Regions from separate parts of the Homo sapiens genome. Here region 2 is linked to region 1. A link is an interaction called in ENCODE POLR2A ChIA-PET data of the cell type or tissue named here. Cell type or tissue: CD4-positive, alpha-beta T cell. All regions are shown on one strand. Links, peaks and the distances in the headings refer to the core of each region. The heading gives the core; the rest is flanking DNA. Region 1 holds the start of LOC124902991 (a long non-coding RNA gene). Region 2 has its middle 4.5 kb from the start of LINC02452.

Region 1 (8,330 bases), core at 135-8,134:
GAAGCTTTCACAACCCCTCATCCTCTTCTGTCCAGCAGACCTTTTGTCCTTGCTGGCACTGAACATTCAACCCCGGGGGAGGCTGAAAGCTCTGCTGGCTCCCTTCTCATCAAGAGAGGAAAATGGTGATAGGATGAAAAATCCTCCCGTCTCCACAGCAACCTCTTGGCTTAGCCTCACGATGTACTGAACAATCTTTACTTAATTGGAAGGGATTTCGGGGAGAACAGTCAAGACAAAGTCATTGGCAACCTATTCCTGGAATTAGAACGCATCACCTTCTTAACTTAATTGGATAATTCATTTTAAATTGGGCGTGCAATCACGACAAGAAAATGTTAGTATTAATAATACATATCTGAGATCAACTGCCTCTCCCAAGAAACCTGGCCCTGGTGGAATTCTTTAATTCCTCCAAAATAAATTTTGCAAAGATAAAATGATGTTGTCAAAGTGGAGAAGGAACAAACATCCAGCAGGCATTCATATCCCAGAACTTTCTAGAACACCTCTGTTGGTCATGGAATGTTAGGGAAGACCTGGACTCCCTTTGGGGTGTTTTATCGATCGAGGGGGCCCTCTGTGCCCGGCCCTGGGTGTGAGTGTTGAGGGCCTGGTGTGTTTTGTTAAGTGTCTTTCTTTCCTACCATAGCAGCTATTCAGATGGTTGGAAGCATAACAGATGGCAATGGGCTATTGCCTGGGGGCGCAGGGGATGACCAGGGCCTCTCTCACAAGCTTGGGTCCTGGAAGCTGCTTAGAGACCTGTGGAGTGGCTGAACCGCCTCATGGAGGTCTTCCAATCTGGTCACATTGTGCCGGGAGATGGCAGCTGGTATCAGGGGACCAGGCTGCTGGGAGCAGGGGGCTGCGTGTTGACTGAAGGTGCTGCCTGTCTTGCACGTGCTTCCAGGCCAGCTTCCCTGTGGCACTCAGTGTTCCCCCAAAATAGGGCAGTTGCTAAGAAACAGGGATGAGCCAGAGGCCCGGGAGCGCCGTCAACACTGTGTTGATGAGGATGCTTCTGCGCCAGGGGCTCGGCTGCCAAAGCTCTTGCGGCCTTGCCAGATCCACTTACGTCAGGCTGTTGCCCAAGCCCACACCGAGTCTGCGTTTGCCAGCATGAGCGTTCCTGCTTCTGGGATTTGAGCTGCAGGAAAATTTAGTGGTTGTGTAGACAAACTCACAAAAACTCCAACATTCACAGCATAGCACCCACCACCCGCCGTCCACCCACGCCTCAGCTGCTCCTCTGCACGGCCTCTCCCCCACCCCTGCCTGTGCTCCTCCACGGCTCTTCTCAGTTCCTACCCCAAATTTGTAACATAAAAAAGAGATGCTTACGTGTGTGCAGCATTTTGTTTTAAGCCAGGCACTGTGCTAGGTATTTTTACATCTATTAGCTTATTTTCCAATTTGTGATGCACCAGTGCTGGTGGTCGATATTGAGCCCATTGTAGAGGTGGGGATGCTGAGTCTCCAAGAGGTGTAAGTCACGGACTCAAGATGCAGCAGCAGGGCGGTGGCAGAGCTTTCAGACTAAGAGTGTTGACCCCCAAGGCCCATGCCTGGGCTTCCAAAGCTGGAGGGCGACACAGCTCCAGAGCCCTGGGCCCAGACTTGAGTCCTGTATGCCCAGTACTGCTGATGATTACCCCAAGGGCAGCCAGGGAGGAGAGACAGGCCCCCGGTATTTTTTAATTGAAATGACAGTGGAAAAACTGCTGGCAAGATTATCTGAGTCAGCTGAAAATGTGAGTTTGAGTGGCCCCGGAATACCCCACGCTTCCAGAAGACGCTTCCTATGGAAAGTACTGGAGCGTGGCACTCCTCTGCGTGTGCGCCTCCCAGCTCTCGGCGGCCTCCAGGAAGGAGTCCAAACTCCCTTCACCATCTCACCCCAACCCAACTGCCTTCCCTGCACCCCCACAGCCGCCCCCCACCCCAGCATCTTCTCAGGCCCCCTCCTTCCCCCTGCCCTTCTTGCCTGGCTCACTCCTGGCCACCCTTCAGACTCCTCTCTCTGCCTCCTCCAGCTGGCGCCTCACTTGGTGATGGCCGTGTCTGTTCCATGGCCCCTCCCAGAGGGACTTGGTTTCTCCTGCTGTCATTGCGTCTCCCTTACGGGGCCGCATGCTGGGTTTTCTTACCATTTCCTGCATCCTGCAGAGCCGAGGGCGTGGCAGCACCAATCAAGTGTAGTAGGAATGAGTAGGAAACAAGCATCCTTCTCCATGGCACAGAAGGGAGTCTGTCACCTTGGAAAGTCACTCAAGAGAGGATCCAAGAAAGCGTCTTGCCCTACCTACCCCTCCTTTAGCAAGTGAGGATCTTCGAGGGGAGGGGAGTTTCCAAGTCAACTGGTGACAAAGCCAGGATGAGAAGACACTCCCAGACCACCTGTGGCTAATGACACACACTGCCCGGCCATGCCATCTGCCAGCGCTGGAGGTGGCCGCTCAACACAGGAAGGTCAAGGTCAGTGTTAGCAGCTCCCCCACCCAGCAGGGGAAAGGGAAAGACTTGCACTGGGGAGCAGTTTTATTTATTTTTATTTATTTATTATTAATTATTTTTAGATGGAGTCTTGCTCTGTCACCCAGGCTGATGCAGTGGTGAGATTTTAGTTCACTGCAACCTCTACCTCCTGGGTTCGAGCGATTCTCCTGCCTTAGCCTCCTGAGTAGCTGGGACTATAGGTGTGCCACCATACCCGGCTAATTTTTGTATTTTTAGTAGAGATGGGGTTTCACCATGTTGGCCAGGCTGGTCTCGAACTTCTGACCTCAGTTGAACCACCTGCCTTGGCCTCCCAAACTGCTGGGATTACAGGTGTAAGCCACCACCCCGCCTGAGCAGCTTTATGTTCTATGTTATTAACACTTAAAAGGCCTTTGAATAAAAGTACCCTTGAGTGTTTAAGGAGAGCCAGGAGGGAGACAGGACTCCAGGTCCAGCCAGCAGCAGCGCCCAGCCAAGAAGGCAGGGAGAAAAATGCTGCGAACGTCCAGTCGAATCCTCCCGGGTTGGGGTGTCCTGCCAGGCCAGCAAGCCAGCACTTCTCACTAGCACCCTCAGGGTGCCACGTGTACTCAGGCAGCAGGGATGAAGAGCGCCTCAACTTCAGGCTGGCCAAATTTGGTGAGATAGTTCACGCTGCAGTTTACCGGTGCCAGAAAGCAAAGAAACCTCAACCCAAACCACAAGAAAACCTCTCCCGGGAGCCGACAGAGTTGGCCTGTTCAGAGACAGAGTTCCAGCCTTTGTTGGCAGCACGTCATTCTTAGAAGTCTGGAATGGGTGTGAGTGGGTGTGTACGTGTGTGTGTGTGCACACTCCAAAGTTCGGCTTTGCACAAGGGACAGCCTAGGCTCCACCTTACCCGGTGCCTGTACCATCGCAGTGGGAAGGGCTAGTTGCACCCCAGTGGCGGCCCCAGGCTGTGCCTCCTCTGCCTCGCTGAACAGAGACAATTTTAAGAAAGGGGTGTATTAGTTTCCCAGGGCTGCTGTAACAAATGACCCCAAACTTGGTGGCTCAAAACAATAGAAATGTATTCTCTGAAGGTTTTGGAAGACAGAAGTGTGTAATCCAGGTATCTGCAGGGCCCCGCTCCCTCTGAAGGCCCTAGGGAAAAATCCCCCCTTCCTCTTCTGGCTTCTTGTGGGCTCCAGCCACCCTTGGTGTTCCTTGACTTGCAGCTGCCTCACTCCAGTCTCTGCCTCCACGTCCCATGACCACCTTCCCTGTGTGTGTCTTTCTGTGTCTTCATGAGGACAGAAGCCATTGATTTCAGTGCCTACCTCAAATCCAGGATGATTCTGTCTCGACATCTTTAACCAATTACATCTGTAAGAACCCTGCTTCCAAATCAGATCACATTCTAAGGTCCTTGGTGGACATGAATTTGGCAGGGACATTAAACTCACTGCAGCGGTGGGTGGGGGAAGATTGCCTTGGTGAGAAGCAGCTCAGGTTTATGGGTCAGAGGAGCCCTTTCATAAGATGCTCTTAAATAGCTGGGTGTGGCGGCTCACGCTTGTCATCCCACTACTTTGGGAGGCCGAGGTGAGAGGATCGTTTGAGCCCGTGAGTCCAGGATCATAAGATGCTCTTTAGTGGGGGTGGGTGTGAGGTGAGCCTGCCCCCCAGACATTTGTAGCAGAGTCTCTTATGGCCAGCTGACTGCTCACTGTCCCCTCTGCTTCAATGGCAGAGACAGAGCAGAGGCAGGGGATGTCACACTGCATCCAAGCCACTGAGGGGCACTTCAAGGACAGAAGCTGGCTTCACTCCTTCTCCATTCCTCAGAGCCTGGCATGGGGCCACCCATAGGAGAGTGTGTATTCAGTGTTCACTGAAAGCCAGGTGTGGTGGCTTGAACCTATAGTCCCAGCTACTTGGGAGGCTGAGGCAAGAGGACCGCTTGAGCCCAGGAGCTCCAGGCTGCCGTGTGTAACAGTCGTGCCTGTGAATAGCCACTGCATTCCAGCCTGGGCAATGCCAGCAAGACCCCATCTCTAAAAAACAAAAACAATGTTTGCTGAAAGAATGTTTGCTTGTCGGAGAGATACAGTAACTACTTGTTCTAACTTTGGAGAAAGGACACTTCGGGTTTCATGTCAGGAAGGAGTGAGTCAGACTGTGGTCTGGAAGGGAACCCAAAAGCAGGAGTTGAAGAAAATGTGTTGGCCAGGAAGCCGCGGCCTGGAGATACTCCTCTGCTACTTGTGGGTGTTGTGAACTCAGCTGGGAGCCTCGGGTCTCACATCTGTGAAGTGGGTATCAAAGCGTTGTGAGGCTAACATGAGATTTTGTGTGAGCCTTCTGTAAACTGTAAAGTAAGGTGCCCACCCAAGAAATTTTCCTGGAAGGCAGAATAAAATGAAAAGTGTGATATAATGAGCAGTGTGTACGATTAGATTATTGCATGCTAAGCAAGATTCACTGGGTGAGGGTCATGTTGTAAGGACCTGTGTGAGTGAGGCACTGACTGCGTTGAGTCTTTAGAAAAAATTAGCCTATGGGGTATTTTTATTCCCATTTTAGGGGTGAGCAAACTGAGCCCCGTGTAGATGTTCAGTAACTTTCCCAAGGTCATAGTAAGCAGAGAGGCTGGAATTCAAACCCAGATCTGTTCACCCCAGCACTGGGTCCACATGACTTCTGGCCCGTCAAGGCTCCTGGCCTGTGCCCTTGTGTGAGCTGCTGCTGGGCACGGGCCTGGAGACAGCCGGGGGAGCTTGGCAGTGGGTGCCATCACCGGGCTGTATATGGTGGACACGAGCTTCCTGTTGTTTTCCTGTCACCCTCGTCCCTTGGATGGCATGCCACTTATAGTTTGGCTGCTCATGTCCAGTCTGCTGCACTGGGAGTGCTGGGTCCCCCGTGCCTCATGTTAGGGTGTCCCTCCAAAGCAGGCACCTTCTCTACCCTGTGGATTGGCAGAGGCAGTTCTATTTCTAGGTAATGAATGGACCTTACGGAAGATTGGTCTCTTCCGCCCGAAGAGCTAGAAATAACTGTTCTCAAGCAAGGCCCATGCTTTCTCAGCACAGAGCTGGTTTTCCCAGGCACTCTGCAGTTAACCCCACTATTACTCTGGAATGCAGAGACCCCTTGGCCCTGTCGGATTTACTTTAGTAGCAGCCTCTGCTTCCAAATGCAGCTGCTTTCTGGAAGAGGGTGTGGTAGTGGAACAGAAATGGCTTAGGTCTTGGCACTAGATACAATTGGGTTCAAACTTCGGCTCCACCAGTTACAAGCTGTGTGACCTTGGGCTAGTCAGCTTTTTAGTTCCTATTTCTTTCCCTTAAAAAGTCTTAATTTGACAAGTAATACATATCAAATATACATTCTTTAATGTGAAAATACACATAAGCAAAAAGAAATATGAAAAATCACTGTTAAATTTTAGTATACCTCTTTTAAGATTAATTTTTCTACCTCCTTTTATTTACACATATATGCATATATACAGTAGAAAACATATAAATATATATGCAATAGAACATTTTTAAAATAATGGAATTATTCATACTGTTTTTTTTCCCCACCTAATGTATATTTAAAGGTATGGGGAAGTGTTAGCAATGTCGTGTCCCCTGAAGTAGCTACGTGGTATTCCATTGTATGGCTCTCCCAATATTTAACCTACCCCCAGGTGGTGGACAGTTGGATATAACCTCACTGTCCAGGGGGACCTTGGCTTCTCCATCTCTGCAATGGGATAACAGTGCCCATCCTGCAAGGCAGCTGTGTGTGCTCAGCATGCAGCTGGCCCTCATAAATGCTGGCTTCTTTCCTTGTCCTTTCTCTGTACTGGTTCCTTTCACGTAGGGTATCTACCACGATAAAATGAGTGTGCCCCAAATAAATGCATTGTCTCGTGTGTCTGCTCAGCACCTGAACAGGTTCCTGCCTCGGGTCTTGCTGACAAGTGCGCAGGGCCAGCAGCTTCCCGTTGGCCTCTCCCAGGAACCCTGAGCAGAGGCCTGAGCCCAAGCAGACGCTGCAAGGCTGCTCTTCTCCCTCCCAGTCTGGGCAGCATGGTTTCTGCTCTGAGAAGCCGCCGGGAGCAGTTGAGATGAGCTGGGTGCCTGGTTAGTGTCTGCACCACCTTTCGGGGCCTGACATGTGGCGTCTCGCCTGTAGGCTGCGGCCAGCATCTAAGCGGAGCACTTGGATCTAGCAGTTATTCACATCTGCGGCTCCGTGTGTCCCCCTCCTAGAACCTCCCCACAACCCCCAAATTAATTGGATTGTGTAAGGTTTTCGTCACAGTGGATGTCAAGTGCTGGCCGTGTTAGGCACAATATAATATAAGCCTTGTATCTATTTCTTGTCTGAACCTAACTAAATAAAAACATCATGTTTCCCTGCTCAGTTGAGATATGTAAACCAGATGTAATTCTGCCTGCTGTGCAACTGATCATGTTACCCAGAACTTTGGACAAAGCTAGCAGAATATGCGCAGCCTTCTGTGAGGGTTAATTTTGTCTATTAAATTGTCATTAGGGCTGACACAGGGTGATATTTATGTTTTGTTCTGTTTTTGCTTAAATGGGAGTGTAAAAATGATGATAATACTAATAGCTAGTATATGTTATGGGGCTTGTCATGCGTGGATGCATCGGGCGTTCTGATAGAAGCTGTATATGGATGTCTCATTCAGTCCCATGAGGCAGATGGATCAGTCCCCATTTTATACATGAGAAGCTGAGGCATTGAACTCAGGCAGTGACTCTGGAGCCTCTCCTTTTAATCCCTGCAGCAGTCTTTGTGATAGGGTCAAGTGGGTATTTATTGGAAAGGTCCCCTGCTCTGTCCCCCTTACCCAGTGCAGGGGTTAAGAAGGGCCTGTTTGTTAGGAAAAGTCTTCAGCACAACCGATCCTGCTTGCTTACTGAGCTGCTGACATTCTCAGTTTTGAGAACGAGGTAGGAGAGTTGCAGAATCAGAGGGCAGGAGCGCTGTGTTTCCAGGGTGCCCTGAAATGGCAGAGGATCCAGGGGCCAGACCAGAATGACGAGGAACTCGCCACAGGCCTGGCTCCTCGCGGGGAGGAAAACGGAAGATCAGATAACAAGACTAAGCACGTGAACTCCAGATGCATAACCTTGGATCAAAATTGGGGTGCCAGACCAGAGTGGGTGGACAGACACATGCAGCAAATATTTGCCACGTAAATGGATGGGTGAAATTATGGCTCATTAAGCTCTCACGGGAGGTGTGAGGTTGTATGTAGCATGTGGAGTTTGCATATGGCCTCTAATATCTGCCTGGGAGTTTTCAGTTTAAAAATGCCAGCAAAGAAGAACAAGCAGGTATATGTATGGGATACACCCACAGGGAGCTTTAACCAGCCTAAGAATGAGCCGTGGAAAATTGTGTCTTTCATGCCTGTGGCTTTATGCCTGGGTCAGTTCTCCTTATAGTTGGTAATTCATTCAACAAACATTTAATTAACTCATTTAAATATAATCCTAATAACATCATCAAGAAGGTAAATCTAATTCCATATGCATCTTTTCATTACCTAGCACTGCATATGCTTTTTTTAAATTACAAAACTTATCGAAATATTTCTCATCTATCTACTATTTGAGATTATTTACACAGACTCCTTCCTCTTCAAAGGGCACAGTGGAGCGTTTGTGTGTGTGTGTGTGTGTGTGTGTGTGTGTGTACATATGTAAACACACTGTGGACAGCCATACCTTTTCTTATAGGTAGGTATGCCTGTAACCTGTCAGGGTAACAGACAGCACTGAAATGGAAATGGAAATATGACCTGCTCTCTTGGCATTTTCTATGCAGTTAAAGTGAAA
Region 2 (8,330 bases), core at 331-8,330, 60 kb before region 1:
AGCAGACAGTCGCAGGGAGCACACGAAGAGCCAGCCACAGAAAAAACTAATTTGTCTTTAAGGTGATTAAGTATGGAAGTAGCCAGGGGGAAATACACAGAGGGGTTCAGAGGAGGAAGGGATGGGCTCCACCTGAAGAGGGTGGGCAGACTTCAAAAGGTGAACAGGATTTTAGCAGGCTGAAAGGGCTAGGGTAAATGATGGCAGAACTAAAAATACCAGCAAGGAGGTTTGAATGTCCAGTGCGTGGTTCTGCACAGGTTGATGACAGCATCCTATAGGGAACTGGAAATACGGACTAGGAAACAAGTTTGGAAATCCTCAGCAGGTGTTGAAGCCATGGAGCTTGGGAGAGCTCCCAGGAAAAGCATATTAAACCAAGCATGCCTGAAGCAGGAGAACTGGCTGAGATCACCAACAGATGGAAAGGAAAGAAGACAGAGCTATGAGGACAAGCCCTTGGTGAATGCCAGGATTTAAAGGGCACATGGAGGAAAAGGAATCGTCAAAGGAGTGGTCAGAGAAATAGGAACCAGAATTTGGAGAGTTTCAACTCCCAGAATCCAAGAGACGCCTTCTCTGAGGGCTTCTCCACCTCCCTATTCATAACCCCCATCCTATTGGCTGCCACTTATTCAATGTCCATTTCACTAGACAAGAAATAAGGTCCACGAGCATAAGAAATGTTTCTGACTTGTTTATTGCTGTATCTCCTATACCTAAACCAGGTCTTGTCACTTAGTAGAATAGACATATGGACAATTGAATGAATATGTATTCTCAAATTATAAGGAGAGTTGAAAAAAACTAAAAGTTGTGAAACCTTGGATTTGGCAATTTGACATAAACATGATGTTTGACAGACCAATTTTAGGAATGGTGAAAGCCATAAAACTTATGTCACAAGGTTATTTGAATTAAATGAGCTAATATATATAAATGCCTAGCCTAGTGTCTGGATGTAGTTTGAACTCAATAGATGTTAGATAATTAATATTACTCCCTCTAGCCTTCACTTTCAGAAGCTGTTCTGGTGAACTAATTTGATTTGGTTTTTTGTTTGTTTGTTTTGTTTTGTTTTTGAGACAGGGTCTCACTCAGTCTCCCAGGCTGGAGTGAAATGGCGTGATCTTGGCTCATTGCAACCTCTGCCTTCTAGGCTCAAGCGATTCTCCTGCTTCAGCTTCCTGAGTAGCTGGGACTAGAGGCGTGTACCACCACACCTGGCTAATTTTTTGTATTTTTTTGTAGAGATGGAATTTCGTCATGTTGCCCAGGCTGATCTCGAATTTCTGAGCTCAAGTAATCCACCCACCTCGGCCTCCCAAAGTGCTGGGATTACAAGCATGAGCCACTGCACCCAGCCTGGTGAACTAATTCTTTACAGTGGTATTGTATCTAACAGATTTTGTCACTACCCTTCCAAGATATACTAGAGATGTATTGCCTTAAAAATGACAACTACAAAGCACTGCTTTAATTGATATATAATAGATGTACATAGTTTTGGGGTACATGTGATAATTGAATACATTCATATAATTTGTAGAAACCAAATCAGCATACTTGAGCTACCCATCACCTTAAATATTTGTCTATTTTTTATGTTACGACCATTCAAATTCTGTTCTAGCTATTTTGATCTCGAACTCCTGGCTTCTGGTGATCCATCCGCCTCGGCCTCCCAAAGTGCTGGGATTACAGGTGTGAACCACTGCACCCAGCCCTTTTCTAGCTATTTTGAAATACACAATAGATTACTGGAAACTATAGTCACCCTACTGATCTATTAATATCTAATACTAGGTCTTATGTATTCTGTCAAACCATATATTTGTACCCATTAATCAACTTCTCTTCATCTCCCCTCACCCAACCCTTCCTGGCCTCCAGTAACCACCAATCTACTCTCTATCTTCATAAGATTTGCTTTTTTAGCTCCCACACTAAAAAGTATGGGCATGTGACATTTGTGTTTCTGTGCTTGGTTTATTTCACTTAACACAGTGACCTCCGGTTCCATCTGAATTGCTGCAAGCGACAGGGTTTCATCCTTTTTATGGCAGAATAATATTCCATCGTGTATATGTATTACATTTTCTTTATGCATTCATCTGCTGGTGAGCACTTAGGTTGATTCCCTATTTTGGCAATTGTGAATAGTGCTGCAATACATACAGGAGTGCATATATCTCTTCAATATATTGATTTCCTTTCTTTTAGATATATACCCAGTAGTAGAAATGCTGGATCATATGATAGTTCTATTTTTAGTTTTTTGAGTAATCTCCATACTGTTCTCGATAGTAACTGTATTAATTTACATTCCCACCAGCAGTGTATGAGAGGTCCTCTTTCTCCACATCCCCACCAACATCTGTTATTTCCTGGTTCTTTGATAAAAGCCATTTTTAAATTTTTTTTTTAAATTTTTTGTAGAGATGTGGTCTTACCATGTTGCTCAAGCTGATCTTGAACTCCTGGGCTCAAGTGATCCTCCCACCTCAGCCTCCCGAGTAGCTGGGACTACAGGCATGTGCCACCATGCCTGGCTAATTTTTTACTTTTTTTTTTTTTAGAGACAGAGTCTCACCATGTTGCCCAGGCTGGTCTCCAACTCCTGAACTCAAGGGATCCTCCTGCCGTGACCTTTCAAAGTGCTGGAGATCACAGGCATGAGCCACCAGACTGGCCAAAAAAAGCCATTTTAACTGGGGTGACATGGTATCTCGTCGTTTTGATTTGTATTTCTCTGATGATTAGTGACATTGAACATTTCTTCTTATACAAAGCACTATTTTATGAAATACCTTTTAAAAATCCAGCAAAAGGAGATTTGTCTGTCCAATCTAGCTATGGCCTGGGAGCCTAATAGACTCCCAAGGGACCAGAAGATGAAATGGAATCTCCTTTCCTGTTAGGGAGATTCATAGAACTAAGGCAGCTGTGGCCAGCCTTGGAAATAGGGCTTTGGTATTCTGTTCCTAAAGCCATATCAGTCTAAAGAATGGCTCTGACAAGTGGAGTGGCTCAAAAGACTGGCTCTGTCACTAGGTTTGGGTAAAGAAGAAAGAGGCTGCAGGTAGAAAATGTCCTTGAAGGTGTGAAAACATTGGACTGACAAGCAGGAGGCATAGGTTCCCATTCTGGATGTGCCACTAACTCTATGAACTTGACCAAGGCACTTAACTTATTTGTGTATCAGACTCCTCATTTCAAGAATGATAGGCCTGGACAGGCGTGGTGGCTCACACCTGTAATCCTAGCACTTTAGGAGGCCAAGGCAGATGAATTATTTGAGCCTGGGAGTTCAAGAACAGCCTGGCCAGCATGGCAAAACCCTGTCTCCACAAAAAATACAAAAATTAGCCAGGCATGGTGGTGTGCACCTGTAGTCCCGGATACTTGTGGGCACATGAGATGGGGGGATTGCTTGAGCCTAGAAGGTCAAGGCTGCAGTGAGCTGTGTTCATGCCACTGCACACTGGCCTAGGAGACAGAGTAAGACCTTGTCTCAAAAAAAAAGAATGAGAGGACTGCATGAGCATCAAGGTCTTGGCAGTAGGTTGACTATAAAGAGGGCCACAACTTCTCCCATCGCTGCATGTTTGCTCCCTTTGCGGCATACTTTTGCTTTTTCTCCTATTAAGAAGTAGAATCTATTTCCTGTCTCCTTGAATCTGGGCTAGCCCTGTAACTTGCTTTGACCTACAGATTGTAGTAGAAGTAACATTATGTTTGAGTCTGAGCATTAAGAGATCTTGCAGCTTCCACTGTCATTCCTGCAATGATGCTGTACCCATGTGAACAAGCCTAAACTAGCTTCCTTAAGGATGAAAGATAATGTGGAAAGAGAGGCTCAGCCAACAGCCAGCACCAACCACCAGACATGTGAGTGAGGCCATCTCAGATCATCCAACCCCAGTTGAGTTGCCAGATGACCATAGTCACATGTGTGATTCCTGTAAGACCAGCAGAAGAACCGCTTAGCTGAACTCAACCAAATCACAGACCCATAGAGTTGTGAGCAAATAATATGGTTTCTGCTTTAACCCATTAAGTGGTGATTTGTTACATAGGAATAGGTAACTGATACAGCCCCTTTTATATCTGGTACTCTAGAAACTGATTTTATTACTTTTAAGGTATCAGGCTATATGATCTTTTAGTTGGATAGTAGGGTTTGCTGCAGATAACTGGAACAAAGGTTAAGTGACTGTTTCATTTCCTCCCCTCCTACCTCCAGCTTTGACTTTGAAGGCCTTCTCCTTGCAGTGCTGTTATGTGTGGACTTACTAGAGCTAGAGCTCTGCTGCCTTCCCACCCTGTCAGGACTTGGCTTGGAGTACACTGAGAAAACAAGAAGTGGCTTGCGTGACTCAGTGGTCCTTCCTACTGAGTCATTGAGTTTTCAGTTTCCACTCTCTGCTGGTTCCAGGGGATGTTCATTTGTTCATTTAGTCAGTATCTCTGAGCAGCTGTGGTGAGCATGAGGAAGGGTGTGGTGAGGGGAAGGTCTGGCTTGGAGTGAATGGGTGTCAAGGATCTGAGTAGTAGTTTTGCTCAGAGAGGGGCAAACCCACTGCTCCCTTCTAAGCTTTCCTGTAGCATCTCACACACACACTTCTGGGCTTCCTCAGAGGCGGCTCATTCTTAAGGCACAGAATTTCAGAGCTGAGGGAACTTTTAAGGCCAAGTTAGTCCAATCATTTTTTTAAAAATATGTATGAAAAAACTAAGTTCTGAGAAGTTAAAGAACAGAGGTAGCTTGTGGTAAAATTAGGCCCAGAATTCAGACCTATTAGCTCCAAATTTGGAGCTCTTTTTTTTTTCTTTTCTTTTTTTTTTAGATGGAGTCTCGCACTGCACACCTAGGCTGGAGTGCAGTGGCATGATCTCAGCTCACTGCAACCTCCACCTCCCAGGTTCAAGTGATTCCACTGCCTCAGCCTCCCAAGTAGCTGGGACTACAGGCACATGCTGCCACTCCCAGCTAATTTTCGCATTTTTAGTAGAGACAGGGTCTCAGCATGTTGGCCAGGCTGGTCTTGAACTCCTGGCCTCAGGTGATCTGCCCACCTTGGCCTACCAAAGTGTTGGAATTACAGGCGTGAGCCACTGCACCTGGCCTGGAGTTCTTTCTATTGCATTAAAAGACTCCATCAGGCCAGTCATGGGGCTTACACCTGTTATCTCAGCACTTTGGGAGTCTGAGGCAGGAGGATCGCTTGAGTCCAAAGTTTGAGACCAACCTGGGCAACATAGTAAAACCTCCTCTCTATAAAAAAAAAAATAAAAAAAATTAGCCAGAAATGGTGGCACAGCTGCTTGGGAGGCTGAGGTGAGAGGCTCGCTTGAGCCTGGGAGGTCATGGCTGCAGTGAGCCATGTTTGTGCCACTGCACTCCAGCCTGGGCAACTGAGTGAGACCCTGTCTCAAAAGGAAAAACAAAAACAAAAACAAAAACAAAACTCCCTCCAGGGCCCACACCGTCCTTCCTCCTACTAGTCCTTCCCAGCTTTGTATTTCAGGCATGCAACTAGTTTCCTCTTCTGGTTCAAAGTACAGATATAACCTGAGGAATCTTTCCTTAGATAAATTCCAACCACCAAATGATAGTAGGAATAATAACAACAATATACATTCAAAAAATATTTATCGGCCGGACATGATGGCTCATGCCTGTAATCCTAGCACTTTGAGGCCTAGGCGGGTGGATCACCTGAGGTCAAGAGTTCGAGACCAGCCTGGCCAACATGGTGAAACCCCATCTCTACTAAAAATATGAAAAGTTAGTGGGGCATAGTGGCGTGTGCCTGTAATCCCAGCTACTCGGGAGGCTGAGACAGGGGAATCACTGGAACCCAGGAGGCAGAGGCTGCAGTGAGATGAGATTGTGCCACTGCACTCCAGCCTGGGTGACAAAGCGAGACTCCGTCTCAAAAAAAAAAAAAAAAAAAGAAAAAAAAATTATCAAGCCCCTATTATTTGCCAGGCTCTACCTTAGCTTTTGGCAGAAGAGGAGAGACAAGGAATGAACCTGTGGAGAATATATCTTCTTGAGGAAGGTGGGGCAGACAACACACAAGGAAACAAGATAACCAGAGGTTGCTGTTATAATAAGTAAACAGGAGGATGGGATAGAGATGACTGGGCTGAGGAATGTATGATGAGGAAAGGCCTCTGGAGAAATGACATTTGAGCCGAGCCCCTACTGGCGAGGAACCAATCACTTTTCAAGAAAGGAAGAGCTGGCCGGCCGCGGCAGCTCACGCCTGTAATCTCAGCACTTTGTGAGGCTGAGGCGGGTGGATTACCTGAGGTCAGGAGTTTGAGACCAGCCTGGCCAACCTAGTGAAACCACGTCTCTATTAAAAATACAAAAATTAGTTGGGTGCGGTGGCGGGCACCTGTAATCCCAGCTACTTGGAAGGCTGAGGCAGGAGAATGGCATGAACCCAGGAGGCGGAGGTTGCAGTGAGCCGAGATGGTGCCATTGCACTACAGCCTGGGTGACAGAGCGAGACTCCGTCTCAAAAAAAAAAAAAAAAGAAAAGGAAAAAAAAAGAAAGGAAGAGCTCAAAGGCCCTGGACAAGAACAAACTTATCTTCAACAGGGGAGGCATGTGCTCTCCCTACTATGTATTTGAATGGGCGCATGGAGGGTTCTAAGTGATATGACAGCTTTACATTCTTGAAAATATCAATCAGCTGCTTGGATAGAAAATGGATGTTGAGGGTTGAGAGTGAAATTGAGAAGGTGGTTTATTGAATACCAACTACATGTGGGGTATTTTGTATGATTCAGCTCTACTCCTCTCAACACTCCAAAGTGGATCTTTTATGCCCGTTGTTTTATGAACAAGGAAGTGGAAACTAGAAGGGATCAAGGAACTCGCCCAAGACCAAAGAGCCGAGTCTGAACCTAAGACCATCTGACCCTTCCCCATGTAGCTCACAGCCTCCCTAAGATGATCATCCCACCCCTGTGCTAATACATTTTCTGTTTATCATCATTTTTTTTTAGATGGAATCTTGCTCTGTTACCCAGGCTGGAGTGCAGCGGCACAATCTTGGGTCACTGCAACCTCTGCCTCCCAGGTTCAAGCGATTCTCCTGCCTCAGCCTCCCAAGTAGCTGGGATTACAAGCATGTGCCACCACACCTGACTAATTTTTGTACTTTTAGTAGAGATAGGGTTTTACTATGTTGACCAGGCTGGTCTTGAGCTCCTGGCCTCGAGTAATCCACATGCCTCAGCCTCCCAAAGTGCTGGCATTACAGGTGTGAGCCACCGTGCCCAGCCTATCATCATATTTTGAATCATGACATTTTATATCTGAAAGCTATAGATTAGCAGTTCCTTGAAGGCAAGATTCATGTCTACTAATCTTGCCTGTGGCACGGTCCCTTACACATAGTAGGTGCTAAGGCAATATGTGATGAATGCATGAATGAATAAGTGAATGGGTTTCAGTCATGAGAGATTTTCTGAACCACCCCTTGCCTCGGGCCTACTATTTTCAAGAGAGTAGGTGAAGTGTTTTTCCCAAAATCACACGGCAGGGTTTGAACAAGAGCCTAAGATAGTGAATCTGTGCTTCTCTTCATCATACCACTCTGCTCCAAATTATATGTTTAAGGCAGATTTCTTGTTTCCATGTTAGTTTGGTAAACTCAAAGTCAGGCATGGTGTCTATTTTGTACCACGTCATGTTGGTTGTATGTGGAGCCTACAGGGAGGTTCAACCTGGGGGCTTGGAAGCAAGTTTTCTCTCTGAAAATGAAATTAAACAAATTGAGTCTGTATGTGATGGGAAAAAACAGATGCCTTTTAGGTCTCCTGGAATAGCTACTTCACTGGAGTTTAATTTCTGAAGAAAGAACATTTGGATAGAATAGGCATGGTCAGGAAAGAAGGACAAAGAGAAAGGCCATCTTCGGCTTAATTGTCCGACAGAATGAAAAATGGGGGGTGGGAGCTTTCTGCTTTTCAGAGAGGACCCTCTCAGATGGGGCAGGACCGGTTGGTTCATTAAGCCTCATTATAGTCTGAAAGAAACAGCCCTTAAGATGCTCACCTCAAGGTGCTTTCATTGTTGATCATTGTATTAGTCCATTTTCATGCTGCTGATAAAGACATACCTGAGACTGGGTAAATGATAAAGAAAAAGAGATTTAATGGACTCACAGTTCCACGTGGCTGAAGAGGCCTCAGAATCATGGCAGAAGGTGAAAGGCACATCTTACATGGCAGCAGGCAAGAGAAAATGAGAGCCAAGTGAAAGGGGTTTCCCCTTATAAGACCGTCAGATCTCATGAGACTTATA

What was found. ChIA-PET counts read pairs that join two places held together with the same protein. Peaks named below come from ENCODE experiments on the same cell type or tissue, not always from the same donor. Only the 100,000 strongest peaks of a DNase experiment are listed, where the experiment ranks them.
Region 2: POLR2A ChIA-PET joins it to region 1 with 5 read pairs; 2 of 35 experiments call an interaction of 5 or more read pairs at or near these places.

Annotation. Positions count from the first base shown.
Region 1 is chr12:96,233,272-96,241,601 of GRCh38, forward strand. All of the region lies in intron 2 of ELK3 (ETS transcription factor ELK3), which reads left to right. It overlaps LOC124902991 (a long non-coding RNA gene), which reads right to left and starts at 2,325. Exons shown (of 2, transcript XR_007063414.1): 1 at 2,151-2,325; 2 at 1-1,150. RefSeq lists enhancers at 1,735-2,719, 4,761-5,261. In CD4-positive, alpha-beta T cell, for the core only: no CTCF peak of the experiment used is centred there; DNase peaks (open chromatin) are centred at 3,250, 4,280 and 4,680; H3K4me3 peaks cover 330 bases; H3K27ac peaks cover 3,762 bases.
Region 2 is chr12:96,172,787-96,181,116 of GRCh38, forward strand. No RefSeq gene overlaps it. Among named protein-coding and RNA genes, the nearest start is that of LINC02452, 4.5 kb to the left of the region's middle. In CD4-positive, alpha-beta T cell, for the core only: no CTCF peak of the experiment used is centred there; a DNase peak (open chromatin) is centred at 4,435; H3K27ac peaks cover 788 bases.